Linked DNA regions of Mus musculus: all the other regions are linked to region 2. Evidence: chromatin loops called from intact Hi-C (ENCODE). Cell type or tissue: gastrocnemius. All regions are shown on one strand.

What was found. Peaks named below come from ENCODE experiments on the same cell type or tissue, not always from the same donor. Only the 100,000 strongest peaks of a DNase experiment are listed, where the experiment ranks them.
Region 1: it touches region 2 in a loop (3-fold over the local background); 10 of 42 quality-filtered maps call a loop at or near these places.
Region 3: a loop joins it to region 2, with 3 times the contacts of the local background. A loop is called at or near these places in 7 of 42 quality-filtered maps.

Annotation. Positions count from the first base shown.
Region 1 is chr14:104,458,268-104,460,767 of GRCm38, forward strand. D130079A08Rik (RIKEN cDNA D130079A08 gene) reads right to left here and starts at 1,069. Exons shown (of 5, transcript NR_168067.1): 1 at 952-1,069. In gastrocnemius, no CTCF peak of the experiment used is centred here; DNase peaks (open chromatin) are centred at 1,420, 1,662 and 2,295.
Region 2 is chr14:104,037,500-104,039,999 of GRCm38, forward strand. Gm41238 (a long non-coding RNA gene) reads left to right here. Exons shown (of 3, transcript XR_874926.1): 2 at 1,262-1,341; 3 at 1,455-2,108. Among named protein-coding and RNA genes, the nearest start is that of Gm41237, 3.8 kb to the left of the region's middle. In gastrocnemius, a CTCF peak has its summit at 1,531 (motif pointing right); a DNase peak (open chromatin) is centred at 1,568.
Region 3 is chr14:104,609,167-104,611,666 of GRCm38, forward strand. No RefSeq gene overlaps it. Among named protein-coding and RNA genes, the nearest start is that of Gm35680, 9.8 kb to the left of the region's middle. In gastrocnemius, a CTCF peak has its summit at 1,372 (motif pointing left); a DNase peak (open chromatin) is centred at 1,453; H3K4me3 peaks cover 767 bases; H3K27ac peaks cover 979 bases.

The sequences.
Region 1 (2,500 bases), 420 kb after region 2:
TGCGCCCTTCCTTTCAAAACTGCTGGGACTCTAGCCGAAAATAGTCCGGATTTCAGTGCAAAACCGGGTTTCAATTGGAAGCCCCTGGGAGTTCTATTCGTGTGCCACTTTACCAAAGGAAGTCAAGAGAGAAGAGACCGGTTTAAGTTTAAAAGCCTGGGAATTTCTTGGAAGGAGGTAGAGATGGGTGGTAAAGGCCGAAATTGGTTTCCCTAAGTTGATGCTGGCAAACATGTGTCAGATGGAAGGTAAAGATTAGGAGTTAGTTGGCAGTGGACTCAAGGAACCAGTAAAAGAACTTCTTCAAGAGGAGTGGCAGTGTGCGCCAAGAGATTGCTGGCCGAGCTTAAACTCACTTGGAACCTAGACATTAAGATTACCCATTCGGAAGACTCTATTAACTTACATTTGTTCCCTGCTTTCCCAGTCCCAAGATAGCTCCCGCCCCCGCCCCTCTGCACCCAACATGAGGATTTTTTTTTTAAGTTTAGTTTAAATGTAGGCAAACAAAACAACCAAAACGTATTCGGTTTTAGTGAAAACAGATAAAAAGCGCTTGCCGCTGAAAGGCTACACATTTTAAGTAGATTTGACAAGAAAGATAAGCCTGATCCAAACATCTCTGTACCTCGTCAAAGGCACCCTACCTACCTGCCTTTTCAAATTCCTACATTTCCATTGCTAAAACAGAATGCATTTTAAGATTCTGCAGAGCCCAGGACGCGAGCTCCCAAACCCGTGAGCCTCAGAGCCCTCTGCACATTTAGCTTCTCTTTCTTTTTCTTTCTTTCATCGCAACGATTTGATAAAGTCGCAGAGATGATCAAAATTAACATAAATCATTATTAGTTATTAGGATTTGCTCTAAATTACACTGTGAATATCGCACCAGCCCCATCTGCCGCCCCTGCTCTCTCAGCAATAGATTGCAGATAAAATAAATGTCCTTACCCCATTAGAAGGTTCCTGTCTCTGTAGCCAAAAGCCAAACAAAAGCAATAAATACCAGGCTTTTTCTCTCACTATTCAGCTGCGACTCTTCTCATCAGCCCTTCCTCTGGAAAAGCTCAATAGCTGCCTGAAAATATTGCATTTTATATCACCAAAGGGCGATTAATATTGCATTAACTGTATTTAACATTTTTAAGCGCGAGTAATCTACAATGAGTTACTTTCTGTTAGTAAGTACAGGGGCGTCAGAACTCCTGCAGACCACTTAAGATAGCTTTGTGAACGGATTATTTATCTCACACGTTGTATTTTTTTTTAATAATGTAAGGGTGTGCCACGCGATGTTTGAAGTAGAAGAAGCCGTGCTAATGGTCTGCTGAAAGTATTCTGACACTGTCTGGAGACGGCCAGGTCTCTGCCTTCATTAAATGTTTATTGTCAACACTTGGCAGGGGCGGGAGGGAGAGAAGAGACCTGTGCAAGTGATTTTCCGCGGTTGGAAATTGTCAACGTTTTGTTTTATTCCGATTCTCGTCTATAGAAGTTTGTATACATTGTGCTGTGCTGAGGCTAGGCGTCGGAGTTATTAAACAAACTTATGCTTGCAATTCGTTTTACTCGATAAATGCGCGGTCTCTTTTCTCTCCATCCACCCTCTTTGCCAAGTCTTCATCAAGCTCTCTGCCAGTCCCTTCCGCTTCCCTTCACCCCTTCAATTTGTTCCTAGCCACCTCCCTCAGAGCAGACTGGGACGCTCTTCCCCATTCCACCGGGGGAGGGGGACGATCTGAGGGAGAACACGAGGGCTTTGCAGCACCCCAATCCTTTCGTCCAGATATAAATCCTCTCTAGTCTAATCAGTTCGCGGGGTATTGCATCTTAACAACAAAGCAAAAGCCTAGGTCGTATTCATCCAATTCTTTTGAAAATAAACAAAAAATTAAAATAAAAAATAAAATAAAAATTAAACCTGCAAAACCAAATTTGAAACTTCTGCATCCGTTAACTGACTTTTGACTTAGGCAAGTTGGGATGTAAAAAGAGAATTTTTAACTAATATGAGATTTGCGTCTTCTTCCCTTTTCACTCAAACTGATCTCAAAGGCACTTAGGAGAGGAACTCGACCTCTGACAGCGCCTAATTTTTGAAACCGGGAACTGCAGCTGACTCCCCCAAGTCGCGCTCAGTGCGCATGTGCGGGCTCTGCTCCCTCCCTTTCCCCCCCCCATCCCCCACCCCCCCGCCACGCTCCACGCACTCAGTCCGCTCGGACTCGCCCCCACCACGGTCTGAGCTCGGTGGCTACCAGTGCGCACGCGCGCGGGATGCCCTAGCCTTGGGCTCTTAACCCGCTCGCATCTACTCTTGCCTGGCTGTATGCTGCCCCTGACCGGGAAAATGCTGGTTGTCTGGCGACTAGGAACCTAGGGGCCAGGGGTCCCCAGCAAGAAGCTCGGGCGTGTGTGTGTGTGTGGGGGGTGCACCCCTGGTAGCTGAATACACGACCCAGTTACTCTGGTTTGGGCCTGCACACGCCATCCTCCCTCC
Region 2 (2,500 bases):
TAGCATGCATCAGACCTCTTCAGAGGGTACGTATAATAAATAAAGCATAAACCGTGAGAGCTCATGAGAGGTTGGCACGGGACAGGAGAGGTTAGTCAAAACAACAACCAACCAACCAAACAAAAAACCCAAGCCCACAAATTTCAAGTAGGCAGGGCATTAAGTTCAGAAGGTCTATCATTAACATTGAAAAGGGTACTTAAAAGCTAAGTACTTCATGCTTTAAATTTGAGATTACACATATCCTCACCATAAGGATCCGAGACAAGGCACAAATCAACTTACTTAGTTATTCAATGTATACATACTTCAAGACAGTATGTTTTGTATTTTGAACCATTTTTTAAAAAGCGATAAAAGGTATGCTTTTAATAAACTTGCAAGTTACCGGAGGCAATGGTAAACATAAGGAAAGAAAGCGCAAAATAAGAACTGACTCAAGGACGAGAAAATCAAAAGGTTTTAATGATGTAAATGTGTGTGAGCATGCACAAGCCCACCGCATGCGGAAACGGGATTATTTTCTACTTTATACTTTCTTCCAGCTCATTAAAATTTAACAAATAACACATTTTATAGGAAACTATGTGTGATGAAGGTTCTTATTTTCTGCATTTTGTATACTGACTTTCGGGAAACTTTTCAGGTTGGTCTCTGTTGAAAAGCAGGGCAAGTGTGCGCATTCCTCCGAGTATTAGGGGCTCATCTAGAACGTTGTAGACAATTCTAATTTTGTTTTTTATTTGTAACAAGTCTTAATTTTGATCTTCACCTGAGCCTTCCATTTCTGCTTTTCTTTCTGCTCATTACTCTAGACGTACTTTGGCAATCATGGGAAGAGACAAGGAAATTATGGGAATAACAGTTTTTGCACTCAACACCCCACTTCCAAACCCTATATATTGTTTCTCTGACAAAGAATGAAGCAATTTGAATTATAAGATATTTTTGTTAGTTTAATACAGTATCCTCATGTACGGTATAAGGTGACTTAGTATCACAGCTTGCAAAGAGGGGGACGTTACATTAGAAATCATATGTCTTCCTTGGGTCTTTGCAGGAGCACAAATAACCTTTTTCTTAAAAAATAAAATCAACTTAGAGTCTGGGGTTGGGGCAGAGCACACTCAGCTCTCAGAAAAGGGAGGGGGCACAGCTAACAAGGAGCTGCCTTCAAAGATGGTTGAAACCCAGGGGGATTTTCATCATAGGATTTTGGCTCTGGAAGGTCTTTGAAGATTTTTGGATTTTCACTTAACAGGTGGTCCTGCGCCTGCTGCTCTCTCTGCTGATCTGAAGCCACACAGCCCAGCATGGCTCCCACTGCTTGACTTTCTGGAGGTAAGGCCCCAGGAACTGCTCCTTCCCATTTTTTTTATTTATATCCAATAATGACTTTTCTTATGAGAGGCTTACAATCTCCCTTCTCCTTTTCCCCACCCACTACCAACCAGCACTCCAGGGTTTGAGCATCAATACCTGCCCCTCAATTAGATCAGAGAAAACCTGAAAGATCGCATAGCGGGAGTGCAAGGTGTCCACTAGATGGCAGAATTGATCAAGCTGAATCGTGCGCCGCGCAGCGAGACTGTGAACTCTGAGTACAGAATCCAGATGGAGGGATAGACAGCCCTCTAAAGCTGACATCTCCACGTTTTCCCCAGTGTGAGTCTTGAGCGGCCCAAGGGTGCTCTGAAATGCTCCGGGCCGCACCATTGTTACAGTCCATAGAGGTGACACTTTAGGGAGTGACGTTATGGTGTCTGACAGCCTGTTACATAGTGTGATGCTGTCACTGGAGGCTAGAGACTCCTCCAAAGGTCCTAGTTCAGGAAATCCTGACTTACAAAGTTCAGGTTGTCCATCCATACAGAAAGTCAGGCACACTCTTTATGATGTCCCACGAGGAATACTGGCAGTATCACTCATTTAGAAAAATATTATCTACCAACTCTCAATTCTCCATTGTTGCAAACTGGTCCCGTTGTGGTCCCAGTAATGGATTTATACAGCTAAGTAATTTATTGTGCCATTCTCATTGAACATCTTTACAGAATACTTCAAGATTGAAATAAATACCATGAAAAAAAAAACAAAGAATTTTGTATTTCAAAGGCTCTGCACTTTTATTCACCTAGTTTAACATTTATCTGATTTATTTCATGCAGCAACTCAATGTTTCAACGGTATTGTGCTGTTTAGAACACACACATAGTATGTCTTGAACAATATCCTTTGTAAGACCAACTGGGATCCCCATGACTATGCTTGCTCTCAGGAACATGCCTAAATTACTTTATTTCAACATTGCACAATACACAGCAAGCACCAAGATGCTGGTACCAATTCTATTTGTTAGCAAAGGAGCCCAGGCTCAAAACAGTTAGCAGACTGAAGCAGATCGCAGTAACTATGAAGTTTAATAGGAAGCCTCTTCAATCTTACACTTGAAGTTTCTTAACGAACAACATGGTTTTATTTCCCTAGTTGAATGTGAACA
Region 3 (2,500 bases), 570 kb after region 2:
GTTGTTTGTCTCCATAGTCCAGCCAATTCTGCAATCTGAGAAAATAGTTCATAAATTTGGATTTTTTCCTTAAAAAAGAAATTACATTTGTATTTATCAAGTATCTTTTATATTTTATAAAAGTATTTTATAAAAGTATAAAAGCTAAGTATTTTATATTTTATGAGTTGCCTCATTTCCCTGGGAATATGACTGTCGACTTCGTCTATTCTCATAAATTCTGTGACTCTTCTTTCTGCTTTAGCTTCTTGAATCCAGCAATGAAAGTGCCCGACAGGTTCAGCAGCCAGCTCTACTAAGAAAGGGGCTTCTTGTGGATTGAGCCTTGAGAGTGTCTTTCAAAGAGGTTTAAAACCCACCAGAACACTTCTAAATTCCAAGTTTATGCAGTTGTAGTCCATCTTAATTGCAAGGTCACACTGTGGCCTATGTTCAAGGACAGCTCCCAGGTGTTGGCTGCTCCTTTGTGAAGGGGCTTTGCACAGAGATCTCATTGACTTCTTCAGCACATCCCCTTGGTAAGCCTGCAGGTCAGGCCTTCAGATCTACTACAAGGTTGGATAAATTTTTATTTTTGTTTTTGTTTTGTTGTTGTTGTTTGCTTATCTCCAACCACGTCCCTTTCTCATGTTCACTATCCCCATTCCCATGCATATAGAGGTCCAGGATTGATTGGAGAAACCCCCACCAGTCTCTGCATCCCAACTCTCCCCATTCCTGAAAAATCTTCCATGAAATTTCTAAAAATAGAGTGACTTCCAACAGAGGAGGAGAGCTGAGCCAGAAAGGGTATCACCCCTAAACATAGTCATCTCATCCAAATTAAGTGTGCCTTCCTTGACTTCTGTTGGAAAAAATCAATACTGTCCGAGGCTATCTAAAGGCCTGTCCGATCGTATCTTTGTAGTCCAGTGGTTCTCAGCCTTCCTAAGGCTGTGACCCTTTAATATAGTTCCTCATGATCTGGTGACCCCAAGCATAAAATTATTTTTCTTGTTAGCTTATAACTGTAATTTTGCTACTGTTAATGAGTTGCAATACAAACATCTGATATTCAAGGGTATCTGATATGTGACCTGCTCTAAAAAGATTATGATCCATATGCTGAGAAGCATTGATCTAATGGATCAGTACAGGACATGCTACCTTAATGAAACGATGGCCCGAATTGTGTTTCTGATTTATAAAGCTGGCCACATTTACTTTTTAACTGAATTTACTTAATTTACTTAATAACAGAATAAAATGAAACTGATTTCTTAGTCCCATCAATACTGTCTTTGTCATACCTCATACTCTCTCTGGATCATGATTCTATTTTAAGCAAGTTACAACTCCTCCTTCTGTCTCAGCTGCCCCCCAGTGGTGGCCTTGTTCTTGCACTGATCAAGGGCAGGAACGCCATAGCCAGACTAGCTGGGTCTAACCTTTCCTCCAATTCTAACTGCTCTATATTCACAGGCAGTTGATTTAATTTCTATTCTTTGAACTCCTACTCCATACACTGGCAGCAGTAATAAACGCCTCTCTCTGTGTTTCATGGAGATTAAATGGGTTAACACACAGGATGGTTCTGCGCATGCTCTGCCCGGGTGCCACCTGTCAGCTTCTATTTCCAGCTGCAGCACTCAGAAAACTTTGTCTCTTGGCAGAGTAAGTATCTGGGCTCCCCACTTCATCACAAATACGAGCCAGACTTAAGCCTAGCCTTCATTACTTTCTATTGATTTTTCTCTAGCCTATTTCCCAAACTATTTTCGCCATTAGGTTACCACACGCACTTTCCAACAACTGGAGCACCCAGACATTCCTATCTCACGTTCTCGCTTCTATGTCTTCGTTCCTCTGCACATTCAGTTCATCCCATATTAAAATTTCATTCATTCTTTGAGACTTAAAAACCAATAGAATCCCTTTCAAGAGGCCCTCCATCATCTTCTCAGAAGGAAGTAATTGACTCACCTTGTGATCTCAGTTAGTTATGATAGCTCCTTTTGGCATCTTGCCATGCATTATTATCCACTGTAATTATATGTATCCATCTTCCCAACTGGAATGCCAGCCCCTCTAAAGCAGGAAGTGTTTTGCATTGATGTTTGCATCTCCCCTGTTTTTCTATTCAGAATCTTGCTTAGAACTAGAAGTCAACCAAAATTCCTGGAGGGTGCATTTTATCCAGTGACAGCTGCCAGTTCTGAACTCCTCCTTAATGACAAATACTGTGTGAGTCATGTGCACAGTCTCGCTTAGCCCTCAAAACTTGCTGTCTTCTTATTTCTCAGATGGGGACATGGAGTCACAGTAAAAATAATTTAAAATGTCATGAACCTGACCTAAGTGCTACCCAAATCCAGATCCAAACTATATTAGGAGCCCTTTCTATTCTCAGAGGGAAGTCTTATGGAGTAGATTAACATGCATGAGTGAACACACACACACACACACACACACACACACACACACACACACTAATTGGTCCTTGGGCTTCCTGCCATTGCCA